Regions from separate parts of the Homo sapiens genome. Here region 1 is linked to region 2. The links are chromatin contacts, found by Hi-C or POLR2A ChIA-PET in ENCODE. All regions are on one chromosome and are shown on one strand. The core of a region is the stretch at or near the end of the contact, and the rest is flanking DNA. Distances in the headings are between cores, read along the strand shown.

Region 1 (6,665 bases), core at 1-2,500, 240 kb before region 2:
CACAGGGCAACTGAGTCCTGGGAAAGGCCTCCCAGGTCTGGATACAAATGTTCATGCCATCATGGACATACAGGGAGGCAGTAGACCCAGGCCCTTGTCCAGACTCGGCCTCTAGCCATCTATGAAGACTTGGACTAGTTATTTCCCTTCTTTAGATGTATCTTCTTTGTCTGTCCAAAGAGGAGAATGACATCTGCACTGTCAAGGTAGCAGAAAAACTATGACTCTTAAATGATTCTTTCAGGGGTTAACATACATCTTCCAGTTTCAGAAGCAGAGGCGAAAGCCTTCCTATGCTTTGGCTTTTTCTCCACTAAATAGGCAGGAGAAATATTTTAGGTTAATAAAAATGCAAAAAAATAGTCAAAGTAAAAAAACTTAATTGTCAAAGAGGGCTGAATTAAAATTCACTAAGTGCTAAGAGTGGTTGGGGGAAGGAGAGTGCTGGAAATCCCAGCCTATTATGACAAAACCTCTCTTCTTTTTGATAACACTATCTAGTCCATTAGCCTGAAGAGCCAAGTGGGTCTCCTCCCTCCTTGCTGCCTCACCCTTCCCAGCTGATTCTTATGACTTGCCTCAGGCCCTTTCTCCTGACCTGCGGGTAAAGTGGGCTGAAATACAGCCCGGGGCTCACCTCTGCATAAGGCTTGTCCTCTGCGATCTGGGCCAGTGGATCACTGCTGGCCAACAGCCGCGCCACTTCGCTGTTGGAACCCATCTTCCCCCAGGCATACTGCTGCACCGCACAGGAAAGTGGGAATACTAGGGGCACAGACAGGGTCAGCTGCCACTCCACTCCTCAGGCCCCACCCTAGTGTCCCGGGAAACCAGGCAAGAGCTGGGGGTGCTCACTGGGGACAGAGTCAAATAAGGGTTTTGTAGGCTGTTGGATGAGACCCCCCTCCGCTGCAGGCCTCGATGTTCCCAACTGTCAGATGGGCAGCAGTAAGGACCTTGTGCTGATCTGAGGCAGGGTGGCGGGGAGGGAGCAGAAGGTACCTATCCCACGGCACGACGTCTAGAAGGGCCCCCTCCCCTCGGAGGTCAATCCCCATCGCAGGTGGCCACACCTCTGCCCGGCACCCACCCATCTTTCCGCGGAATGCCAGGAGCGGACTCAACCTGGCCGATAATGCCGGGAGTCGTCCCCAGGACGCGCTCCACGAACACACTCGCCGACACCCCAGCCAATGGCTCACCTCGCGGAGCGGCCATGCTCGCCCCCTGCACCAGGATTAAGCACGTATGCCTTTCCCGGCAGCCCCCGCGGCCCTCTGCGCCCAGAGCTTCACGGGAAATGTAGTTCCCTGAGCGTTCCGCCAGGCCCCGGGGCACCCGTGCCCAGAGGCTTACGGCCGCGATCTTCGGTCTCACTATTCATTCATTCTTTCCATCGCCGGGCACAGATGTACTGAAAACCTGCTAAGTACCACGGACTGTTCTAAGGGCTGGAGGATACATCAGAGAGCAAGATAGCCTTCCCTCTGCCTTTGTAGAGCGCTTACATTCTGGTGAAGGCAAGACAGACAAGTATTGTAAGCAAATCATGTAGTATGTTGAAAGGTCAAGGCCACAAAAAGTAAGGGGGCAGGTGGCAGTGGGAGGCAGTTTGCAGAATATAAAAGGCTGTCTGGGCAAGCCTCTTGAGGAGGTGAGGTTTGAGTCCAGACTTGGCGGTGAGGAAGGCAGGAGTGTTCTGCGGGGAGGAAACAGCCACAGCGGAAGCCAGAGCAAGGCGGGAATGTGGGACTGTGCCGGGCGTGTTGGGGAGGGAACTGCTAGCAAGGAGGCCACTGTGGCTGGAGCAGAGTGAGTAAGACAGGGGCAGTGAGGAGGTCAGAGAAGAGAGGAGGGGGGCAGAGCTTTGCAGGCTATTGCTATTGTGAAGACTTTGGGTTTTACTTCGAGTCTCAGCAATTACAGATTTGAGCAAAGAATTGCTGTGATGTGAGTAGGGACATACTAGTGATGATGATGGTAAATGTCACATGCAAGGCCCTTCACTGCTCTGAGCTTTGTAGAATGGGGTGAATAATGCCAGCCTGACATGCTTGTTGGAGGGTCAGATGGGATGACGTGAGACACCTATAAGGCAGTCAGCTCCCTGTGCTCCTCTGATCCTTCCCGTCCCAGGTGCTGTAGAAAGTCAGAACCCCAACTTCTACTCCAGGCTGAGCTGCTTACAAGTTGCACACACAGAAGTCAGGGGAATTACGAAGAGCTGTGCATAGGGAAGGATGGCCTTGGGCCTTGGCTCTGCAGTAATCTTGGCTATATCCTGTGGTGAAAGGCTTTGACATCCAGACCTTCTCAGTCAACAGCCTCCTAGGAGGAGGACAGTCAGTGGCTCAGGCCTGTAATCCTAGCACCTTAGGAGGCAGAGGCAGAAGGATTGCTTGAGGCTAGGAGCACAACAGTCAAAGCTCCGGGGAACCTGGAATGAGGAGTTACAGTCCTGACTCTACCCTCATCACCCCTGCAATACCCTCATTCCCACAGCCTCTACCATATGTGCCCAGGGGAAAGAGCGGGTGCCGTTTTCCCTGTAATCCTCTGCCCAGGTGTGGGTATCTATCTCACCTCCCCTGGGGTCCTCTGGCTCAAATAAATCAGCTTGCATTTTAAAGGAAGCTTTACCATGCACTAAGGAATAATAAAATGGATAATACAAGACTCATGACAGCCCCCCGCCTGGCCAGCCGCCCCGTCCGGGAGGGAGGTGGGGGGGTCAGCCCCCAGCCCGGCCAGCCGCCCCGTCCGGGAGGTGAGGGGCGCCTCTGCCCGGCCGCCCCTACTGGGAAGTGAGGAGCCCCTCTGCCCAGCCAGCTGCCCCGTCCGGGAGGGAGGTAGGGGGGTCAGCCCCCCGCCCGGCCAGCCACCCCGTCCGGGAGGTGAGGGGCGCCTCTGCCCGGCCGCCCCTACTGGGAAGTGAGGAGCCCCTCTGCCCGGCCACCACCCCGTCTGGGAGGTGTACCCAACAGCTCATTGAGAACGGGCCATGATGACAATGGCAGTTCTGTGGAATAGAAAGGGGGGAAAGGTGGGGGAAAGATTGAGAAATCGGATGGTTGCCGTGTCTGTGTAGAAAGAGGTAGACATGGGAGACTTTTCATTTTGTTCTGTACTAAGAAAAATTCTTCTGCCTTGGGATCCTGTTGATCGGTGACCTTACCCCCAACCCTGTGCTCTCTGAAACATGTGCTGTGTCCACTCAGGGTTAATGGATTAAGGGCGGTGCAAGATGTGCTTTGTTAAACAGACGCTTGAAGGCAGCATGCTCGTTAAGAGTCATCACCACTCCCTAATCTCAAGTACCCAGGGACACAAACACTGCGGAAGGCCGCAGGGTCCTCTGCCTAGGAAGACCAGAGACCTTTGTTCACTTGTTTATCTGCTGACCTTCCCTCCACTGTTGTCCTGTGACCCTGCCAAATCCCCCTCTGCGAGAAACACCCAAGAATGATCAATAAAAAAATAAAAAATAAATAAAAAAAAAAAAGACTCATGAAACAACGTACTCAATACCTCGTGCTTTGGAATACCACTCCTTTCCCTCATCTCCACTACCCAAGTGATATGATTTGGCTCTGTGTCCCCACCCAAATCTCATCTTGAATTGTAATCCCCACATGTTGAGGGAGGGACCTGGTGGGAGGTGATTGGATCATGGGGGTGGTTTCCCCCATGCTGTTCTCATGATAGTGAGTGAGTTCTCCCAAGAGCTGATGGTTTTAAAGTGTGGCACTTTCTCGCTCTCTCTCCTACTGCCATCTAAGATGTGCCTCGCTTCCCCTTTGCCTTCTGTCATGATTATAAGCTCCTGAGGCCTCCCCAGCCATGTAGAACTGTGAGTCAATTAAACCTCCTTTCTTTTTTTTTATTTTTTCTTTTTGAGTATTGAGTCTTGCTCCGTTGCCCAGGCTGGAGTGCAGTGGCATGATCTCAGCTCACTGCAAGCTCTGTTTCCCAGGTTCAAGTGATTCTCCTGCCTCAGCCACCCAAGTAGCTGGGTGCACACCACCATGCCCGGCTAATTTTTGTATTTTTAGTAGAGGCGAGGTTTCACCATTTTGCCCAGGCTGGTCTCGAACTCCTGACCTCAGGTGATCCACCTGCCTTGACTTCCCAAAGTGCTGAGATTACAGGCATGAGCCACCGCGTCAGGCCAAACCTCCTTTTTTTTTTTTTTTTGAGATGGAGTCTCACTCTGTCACCCAGAGTAGAGTGCAGTGGCACGATCTTGGCTCACTGCAACCTCCGCCTCCCGGGTTCAAGCGATTCTCCTGTCTCAGCCTCCCAAATAGCTGGGACTACAGGCACGTGCCACCATGCCCGGCTAATTTTTGTATTTTTAGTAGAGACGGGGTTTCACCATGTTGGCCAGGCTGGTCTCAAAATCCTGACTGCAGGTGATCCACCCACCTCAGCCTCCCAAAGTGCTGGGTTACAGGCATGAGCCACCATGCCTGGCCCAAACCTCCTTTCTTTATAAATTACCCAATTCAGGTAGTATCTTTATAGCAGCATGAAAACGGACTAATACACCAAGCAATAGGAACCTTCTCAGATAAGAACGAGGGACTAATGAGGCTCAAGGAGTTCTTGGAGCACTCCCCACTACCACTACCACAGAAAACAGAGTCAGGGTTATTTGCTCATAGTATCCCTGCAAAGTGAAGGAAGAACTTAGATTGTTGGGAGATACAGACCACCCCCCAACCCCATGCCACCCTCCCCCAATACAGAAAAACTTATCTGTAAGAGAAACTAGGGTGTTTGGAGAACCTAGAACCTTCTACTTCTTCCCTCTTGCTGGTCTATCTTGAGAAAAGAGATTTTATCTGAGGAATGTGCATCCTTTTATATTATCAGGCCCAGAGAGACATTGATATGGAGGACAGACCCTTCTTAGGTGCCCCTCTGGCCCGCAAGTATGGAGATAAAGGGAAAATTTTGAGTCCCTTCAAGGGAGATTTCAGGAACTAGCTAGCCCTGCACCCAGCAATTAGGGAAGTAAATGAATAACCCACCAAGGAAGAAGGTAATAGTAACTTAAGCAGCCACCCAAGTAAGCCAGAGTCACAAGATGTTTAGTTCTCTATAAAAACTAAAGATAGGGGCTGGGCGTGGTGGCTCATGCCTGTAATCCCAGCACTTTGGGAGGCCAAGGCGGGCAGATCATGAGATAGAGTTCAGGAGATCGAGACCATCCTGGTTAACACGATGAAACCCCGTCTCTACTAAAAATACAAAAAATTAGCCGGGCGTGGTGGCAGGCGCCTGTAGTCCCAGCTACTCGGGAGGCTGAGGCAGGAGAATGGCAGTGAGTGGAGATCGTGCCACTGCACCCCAGCCTGGGCGACAGAGCAAGGCTCCGTCTCAAAATAAAAAAAAAAACAAAAAAACAAACAACAACTAAAGACAGAGTGCAGTGGCTCAGGCCTGTAATCCTAGCAGTTTAGGAGGCAGAGGTAGAAGGATGGCTTGAGGCCAGGAGTTCAAGACCAACCTGGCCAACATAGCAAGATCTCATTACTATTTAAAAAAAAATGAAAATAATATCTTGGCCAGGTGCAGTGGCTCACACGTGTAATTCCAACACGTTGGGAGGCCAAGGCGGAGGATAACTTGTGTCCAGGAATTCAAGACCAGCCTGGGCAACATAGCAAGACCCTGTCTCTAAACATACTTTAAAAATTAGCTGAGGGTGGTAGCACATGCCGGTAGTCCCAGCTACTCTGGAGGCTGAGGTGGGAGGATTGCTTGAGCCTGGAAAGTCGAGGCTGCAGTGAACTGTGATTGTACCACTGCACTCCAGCCTGGGTGACAGAGTGAGACTGCATCTCTAAAAACAAATAACACCTTGACATGTCTTCTGGTTTTGTTTTTTTTTTCAGAGATGGGTTCTCTCTGTGTCATCCAGGCCTACTGCAGCCTCGAACTCCTGGGCTCAAGCTATCCTTTCATCTCAACCTCCTGAGTAGCTAGGACTATAAGCACATGCCACCACACCTGACTAATTTTTAAATTTTTTGTAAAGACGGGAGGTTCTTGCTATGTTGCCTAGGCTGGTCTTGAACTCCTGGGCTCAAGCTGTTCTCCTGCCTCAGTCTCCCAAAGTGCTGGGATTCCAGACTCCTACCAGATGGAAAATGCCCACTGCTGTCACATTGACCTCAGATAAGGGGGAACTGAAGACTGAACTCTGACCACCATCCTTTTTTCCAAATTATTCCTGAGGGATGTGGAGAGAGTCACACCCACGGGCCAAACCTTAGCATTCCTTTCTGCTGACACCAAGTTTTTAGACAAAGCCTTGCTTCCTTAGCCAATTACAAATCAAAGAATCTCTGAATTCACATGAGCCCCTGCTTCAAGATATCCCACTTTTTTGGGGCAAACCAATGTGTAACCTCTATGTATCGATTTACAATTTTGCTTTCCTGAAATGTGCCCCTTCTTTTAAAAACCCTTGCTTGTAAGCCATTGTGGAGTTCAGGTCTTAAGCATTAGCTGCCTGATTCTCCTTGCTTGGCACCTGCAATAAATTATCTCACTTTCTTTTGCTGCAAGTCCTGGTGTCGCTGTTTGGCATTTTTTTTTTGTTTGTTTGTTTGTTTTTACTTTGAGACAGAGTCTTGCTCTGTTGCCCAGGCTGGAGT
Region 2 (6,129 bases), core at 3,583-6,082:
GCTAGCTTCATAGTGGTTCATCATCTAGCTGGCTGTGGTGTCTCAACCACTCTGCCTTACCTTCATAATTTTGGTCAGCCTTAGTGTTTTGTTTTTGTTTTGTTTTTTAGGGACAGAGTCTCACTCTGTCACCCAGGCTGGAGTGCAGTGGTGCATCTCAGCTCACTGCAACCTCCGCCTCCTGGGTTCAAGCAATTCTCCTGCCTCAGCCTCCTGAGTAGCTGGGACTACAGGCGCATGCCACCATGCCTGGCTAATTTTTTGTATTTTTAGTAGAGACAAGGTTTCACCGTGTTAGCCAGGATGGTCTCGATCTCCTGACCTCATGATCTGCCTGCCTCGGCCTCCCAAAGTGCTGGGATTACAGGCATGAGCCCCCGCGCCTGGCCTTGGTTTTTTTTTTTTTTTTTTTTTTTTTTTTTTCAGAGACGTAAATTGCATCTTCACTGCCATCACCACTTTTTCCACACCAGTACAAGGCATTAGGAATACTTGGGCATAAATTGTATTTGCATAGTGTATACCTTTCAGAATAATTATTGTAATTGATCTTGCTGATATTAATTTGTTAATGCTAGAAACTCTACTGGAGATAACCACAGTGAGCATTCTATATACAGGAAGTTAAGACCCTGAGAAGTTAGATGATGGTATAAGATTATATAATATTTTGGTGAGAGAACTAGATCCTAGCTCTCCAAACTCTTGGTCCTTTGGGTTGAAGGAGGTTGCAATGAGAAGAGTTAGGGCAGCATAGTTGGTTTAGTATATGTGAGGGGCTTTGCTTGGGATCATTCTAACCGTGACTTGAGTGTTTTCAGTAATTGAAGAGCCCAGTCTTTCAGAAGGAAGTACATTCCATTTATTTAGACTGTGATAGAGGTTCAGTCTGGCATACCAGTCACCTGATTCACGTTTTCAGGGTAGTCAGATGGAGACCAGAGCTTGATTCTCTGGGGGTGGGTGGTTTGGAGAATTCTGTGAGACCTTCTGCCTTGGCTGCTAGAGTAGTTGTTGACTGATGTGTAGTAGCCAAATAAGGTGTCAGAGACAGGGTGTGGCTGGCTACTCTGTTGTGGATGTGCATTAGTGTGGCCTCTACAGGATCAGTTCAGTATGGACCCTGTCATTATTTGGTGTTTCAGAAACTGCTTACCCACAAGAGATAAAATTCTGAGAAAAGAGATCACGTTAACCGAAAGGTCTAAAGAAAGGTTTGTAAGTCAGAATAGCAATTTGTAGTGGTAGGTGTATACCTGGCTCAGAATGTAGAATTTTTTGAGCAAACCAGGGATTCCCTGCTGCTGGGATCTAGCCTAAGACCAAATTAAAAATCAGAAGATTGCTTGCTGGGTAAGCATAGATTTAAGGACTAGCTGAATAGTATTTTCCTACAAGCTTCAGGCTATAAGACCAGGCCTTCTTTTACTCTGGGGGTATTTCTCTCTTAAACAACTGCCAGACACTCAGACTCAAACTGAAGCAGGATATTTCCCTTCCCTGACCTATTCACAGGACTCATGACAGGGGTGCCCCGTTTACTCCACGCACTGCTCTCAACTCCTTGCAGAAGGGAGTGTGCGAGAGAACAAGGCAGGAACTGGAGTGCACAAGCACTGGAACCTGGCTGTCTGTTTCAGTGCCAGTGGGATCAAACTCCACTCACTCAGACCCACTGTGTTCTACCCATTGTGGGAGGGAGTGCACATGTGAGCCGGTGCAGGAGCCAGAATGAGCGCTTCTGGGCACCAGCAGGAGCGAACTCTGTGCAGGCCATATGGCAGCATCTAGGTGGGGTGTCTACAACTCCTGAAGCCCCAGAGGATGTGTTATGGTGCTCTTTTAGCTCTGCCATCCACAGATGGCTTAAGTGTTAACAGCTCAGTGGGCCTGCAGCTGCCCTCTGCCAGTGAGGGCAAAGGATCAGTGTGACAGTCTTTTGTATCTGCACTCATGGCTTCTGAGCTTTTGTCCAGTGTCCAGGAAAAATGAGGTCACATGAATGAATTAAAGGATGGTAAATGTGGGTGATTTTATTTTTATTTATGTGGGAAGGGGAGCTGAAAAGGGGACAGTCAGTGGTGGGTAGGTAATTTTCCCCTTAAGTCTGGCTGTCTCCAGCCAAATTCTTCTCCATAGTTACACAGTCAAGCTATCCCTCTGAAGTCAAGCCACTTCTCTCTGACATCCAGCCATAGTCTCCAACATCCAGCTGTTTCTCATCTCTGCTGACTGAGTCTGGGGTCTTTATAGGCACAGGATAGGGTGGGGGCAGAGCCATGGGTGGTTTAAGAAAAGACAACATTCTAGTGGGAAAACAGGGATATAAGTTCTCACTTTGGGCCACAGTCTCAGCCTTTTCAGCTTCAAAGGTGGGGCTTCGCCAGGGACCCGCCTCTAGAATTTCTCTGCCTCCTGCCTCTGTCATTATGTCAAAACCACCATGCTATATTCTTACTCTTCCTCTTGTTTGCTAATAGTAAGTTGTCAGAAAAACTTTTGTCATTACCAGTTTCCTTATGAAGGGGATAACTGGTTAAGATTTCCAGGAGTACTGCTTATTTCATATTCATTAACAAGTTACTTGGGTAATATTTGTTGTTGTTTGTGTGTGTGTGTGTGTGTGTGTGTGTGTGTGTGTTTTGAGACAGATTCTTGCTCTTTGCCCAGGCTGGGGTGCAGTGTCGTGATCATCACTCACTGCAGCCTTGAACTCCTAGGCACAAGCGATCCTCCTGCCTCAGCCTCCCAATGTGGGATTATAGGCGTGAGCCACTGTGCCCAGATTGGGTGATGTTTGAAACCTATTATTGCACATGAGATTTGTTGTTTGTGCTACTTAATATGAGTTTGCAATAGTTACCTTTACCATTTTCACATTGGTTCCTGTAACACTCTCCACAAAAGACTAATGTATTTTCCACGTTCACTGAGCGCTTTCTGTGGATACACTGACTTTAGTCCCTATTTTTTCTCCAGGGTCATCTAGTAGCAGGCACCCAAATCAGGCAACTCCCAAGAAAAGTGGTTTAAAGAATGGCCAGATGAAGAATAAAGATGACGAGTGCTTCGGGGATGATATTGAGGAGATCCCAGACACAGATTTTGATTTTGAAGGGAACCTGGCTCTTTTTGACAAGGCAGCTGTGTTTGAGGAGATTGATACCTATGAAAGGAGAAGTGGTACCCGTTCCCGGGGCATCCCAAATGAAAGGCCCACTCGGTACCGCCATGATGAGAACATCTTGGAGTCCGAGCCCATTGTCTATCGACGGATCATAGTGCCCCACAACGTGAGCAAGGAGTTCTGCACGGGTGAGTTGCATCAGGTCCCACATCCTGCTGGTTGCTGTTGCCTTTCTATTATGCTTGAAACAGAAAGACCTGGCTTCTGAGTCAGAATCTCACACTAGGAATTAATTTAAGTGGCTTGGTGGCTGGCCCGGTATTATTGTCTCTTGGGGATTGCAGCCAATAACAGCATTCTGCCATGGTGGAGGGGTAATTTCTGTAGATGTCTGTGTATATCCTGTATCTGGTAGGATATGGCCTGCCACTTATTTAGTATGCTGTGAGTAACAACTAAAGGCAAAGGGCCTGCTATGTAGATTCAAATATTCAGATCTATTTTCACTTTGGCTTCTCTATTACTGCCCATACATTTCACCAGACTTCAACTCTGTTTTACTAATTATTTGTTGTTGCAAAAAAACAGTTGAAGATGGATGATTGGAATCATTGGCTAAAAATAGAGTTTTAATAAATTACATTTCTTTACTATGCTGTTCTTATCTCCTGTTAGCCCAGGACATTGAAAGTTGGCTAATTTCATGTAACAGTGTAGTGCCTTATGTAGGTCATTGTAGATGATAATCTAGTTCTATTACCTCAGTGATTATTGTTTCTTTTTTTAGCATTAGAACCTTTTCTTCAAACCTATGGCATATAAAACAGATTAAAGCAGTGTGAGAGAGGTAATTCATCACATCCGTGTCCCATCCCTTCCCCTCAAACCACATTACTAACTGGGCCTCTTGGAATATGGTTTGAAAACCATTGTTATTGAATGATCCTAAGAGCTAAAGGGGAAGTCATAATCATTTTAGTAAGTAGAGAAGGAATTGAGTATAATATTTTTATTTTGGTTTGAAGTTTGGAATATAAGGAATATAAATCTTGAATGCTGGTAGCTGCTATAAGGAGAACTGTGGACGCAGCTAATTGCATTTGGAGGAAAGCCAGACATGGCTTTTTTTTTATAGATAATAGTAGGACTCTGTTGTATTTGGTTTCGCTGAGTATAGTAGCTTGCATGTGCTTTCCATGTGAAAAAAAAAAATAGGCCAACTGTCAGGCTAAGAAAGACTGCTAAAAAAAAAACAAGCTGCTGAACTGTGTCAGTCTTTTGCTGGCAGATTCTGGTAGGCATGCCTGTTTATTAAGGTGGTTTCCTTAAGTGGCAGTGACAGTGACACTGTAACTTGCCGAAGTCCTTCGATTTTTAACACCTGTGTAAAGGCAAACAGCCTAGCTCAGAATCGGGTTTAATTTAAATTGCTAGGTTTTAAGCCTTTCAAAGGCAGTTATCATCTGTTAAGTCTGGTACTCCTCCAGATCAGCCAACTATCTACCTCTGACTGCTTCCTTTTTTACTGCCCTCTTTGTAAAAGAAGCTGCTCCTGCTGCTAGCTCTCTATATCTGTAGTCCAAGTGCTGCTGCTGAGGCTGTTGGTTTATGCAGCGTGTGATTTCCCTGGAACTATTTACACTGCAGGATTTTTTTTTTTTTTTTTTGAGACGAAGTCTCACTCTGTTGCCCAAGCTGGAGTGCAATGGCGCAATCTCTGCTCACTGCCAACCTCCACCTCCTGGGTTCAAGCGATTCTCCTGCCTCAGCCTCCTGAGTAGCTGGGACTACAGGTACACACCACCATGCCTGGCTAATTTTTTTGTATTTTTAGTAGAGATGGGGTTTCACTATGTTGGCCAGGCTGGTCTTGAACTCCTGACCTCGTGATCCACCTGCTTTGGCCTCCCAAAGCGCTGGGATTACAGGTGTGAGCCACCGCGCCCAGCCCTACACTGCAGGATTTTTTTAACTTGGGAAGATTATGATCTGCCCTGGAGTCAAGTGGCTAAGAGTGAGAATAACAGTGAGAATCAGGGAGAATTCTCAGAACTAACAGAGCATGAGAAAATATTTACTAACATGGACAAAAGCAGAGGTAGAAATTTTTTTCTGCTACACACTCTGGCTCCCCAACTTGATCTTCACACTTCTTTTGTTTTTAATGACTGAAGTGAAAAGTTCTGTCATATAAAATTATTTTCCTATCAATAAACATACCACAAACCACATGTGCTGGTCCTTAGCCAGAAACTTGGGTGTGGCGTCTTGTGGTATGTAGTGACCAGTTGCACTCCACTGGTTCATGACAATGAGGGGGAAAGAAGCCCAGCAGCTTCATGCCATCTGGTTTTTCTCTTTGTTCTTAACAGTGACAAGGAGTGGAAAGGAAGCCCTTTTGCCAAGCAGCGTCTGTGCTGGAAATAGAGCAAGCAGGCAGTTATCTTACTGAGCAACTTCTTCTACAGGGGGGTTTTCTCTGTGTTCGAGTTCCAAGGCACAATCCTCAAGCAGGTTTTCACTGAGGGGCAGTCAGTGCAGAGCTGGGGACACTTTCTCCATTGGATCTGCTATCCAAATGTTTGGATCAAAAAAGGCAAACTAGAATATATAGGGAAACAGTCTAAAAGCATAAAATGTTAGTGTTAGGTTAGTTGATCACCTAGTATGATTTTTTCATTTTACAGATGAGGACATGAGGCCCAGAGAGGTAAAGGTTTTTTTTTTTTTTTTGGAGACAGAGTCTTGTTTTGTCATCCAGGCTGCAGTGCAGTGGCGTGATCTCAGCTCTCAGCGCACCGCAACCTCTACCTCCCAGGTTCAAGCGATTCTCCTGCCTCAGCCTCCTGAGTAGCTGGGATTACAGGCACCTGCCACCATGCCTGGCTAATTTTTGTATGTTTAGTAGAGACGAGGTTTCACCGTGTTGGCCAGGCTGGTCTCAAACTCCTGGCCTCAAGTGATCTGCCTGCCTTGGCCTCCCAAAGTGCTGGGATTACAGG

The links. A loop is a pair of places that touch in the nucleus more often than their neighbours do. ChIA-PET counts read pairs that join two places held with the same protein, here RNA polymerase II (POLR2A). Pooled maps may share reads with other maps.
Region 1: a loop to region 2 is called in a pooled map, with 1.8 times the contacts of the local background. The contact joins the promoter of MPI here to the enhancer-like site in region 2. A Hi-C loop is called at or near these places in 1 of 50 pooled maps. POLR2A ChIA-PET finds 5 or more read pairs at or near these places in 3 of 52 experiments (MCF 10A, WTC11 and activated naive CD4-positive, alpha-beta T cell).

What each region holds. Positions count from the first base shown.
Region 1 is chr15:74,884,627-74,891,291 of GRCh38, reverse strand. MPI (mannose phosphate isomerase) reads right to left here and starts at 1,250. Exons shown (of 8, transcript NM_002435.3): 1 at 1,203-1,250; 2 at 638-765. The coding sequence starts at 1,218. RefSeq lists enhancers at 924-1,003, 801-1,334, 1,124-1,423, 1,584-1,633.
Region 2 is chr15:74,652,919-74,659,047 of GRCh38, reverse strand. EDC3 (enhancer of mRNA decapping 3) reads left to right here. Exons shown (of 7, transcript NM_025083.5): 4 at 2,980-3,315. Among named protein-coding and RNA genes, the nearest start is that of EDC3, 40 kb to the left of the region's middle. Within about 2 kb of position 4,832, at least 11 of the 41 ENCODE cell types and tissues checked have a DNase peak (open chromatin) inside an H3K27ac peak, as active enhancers do.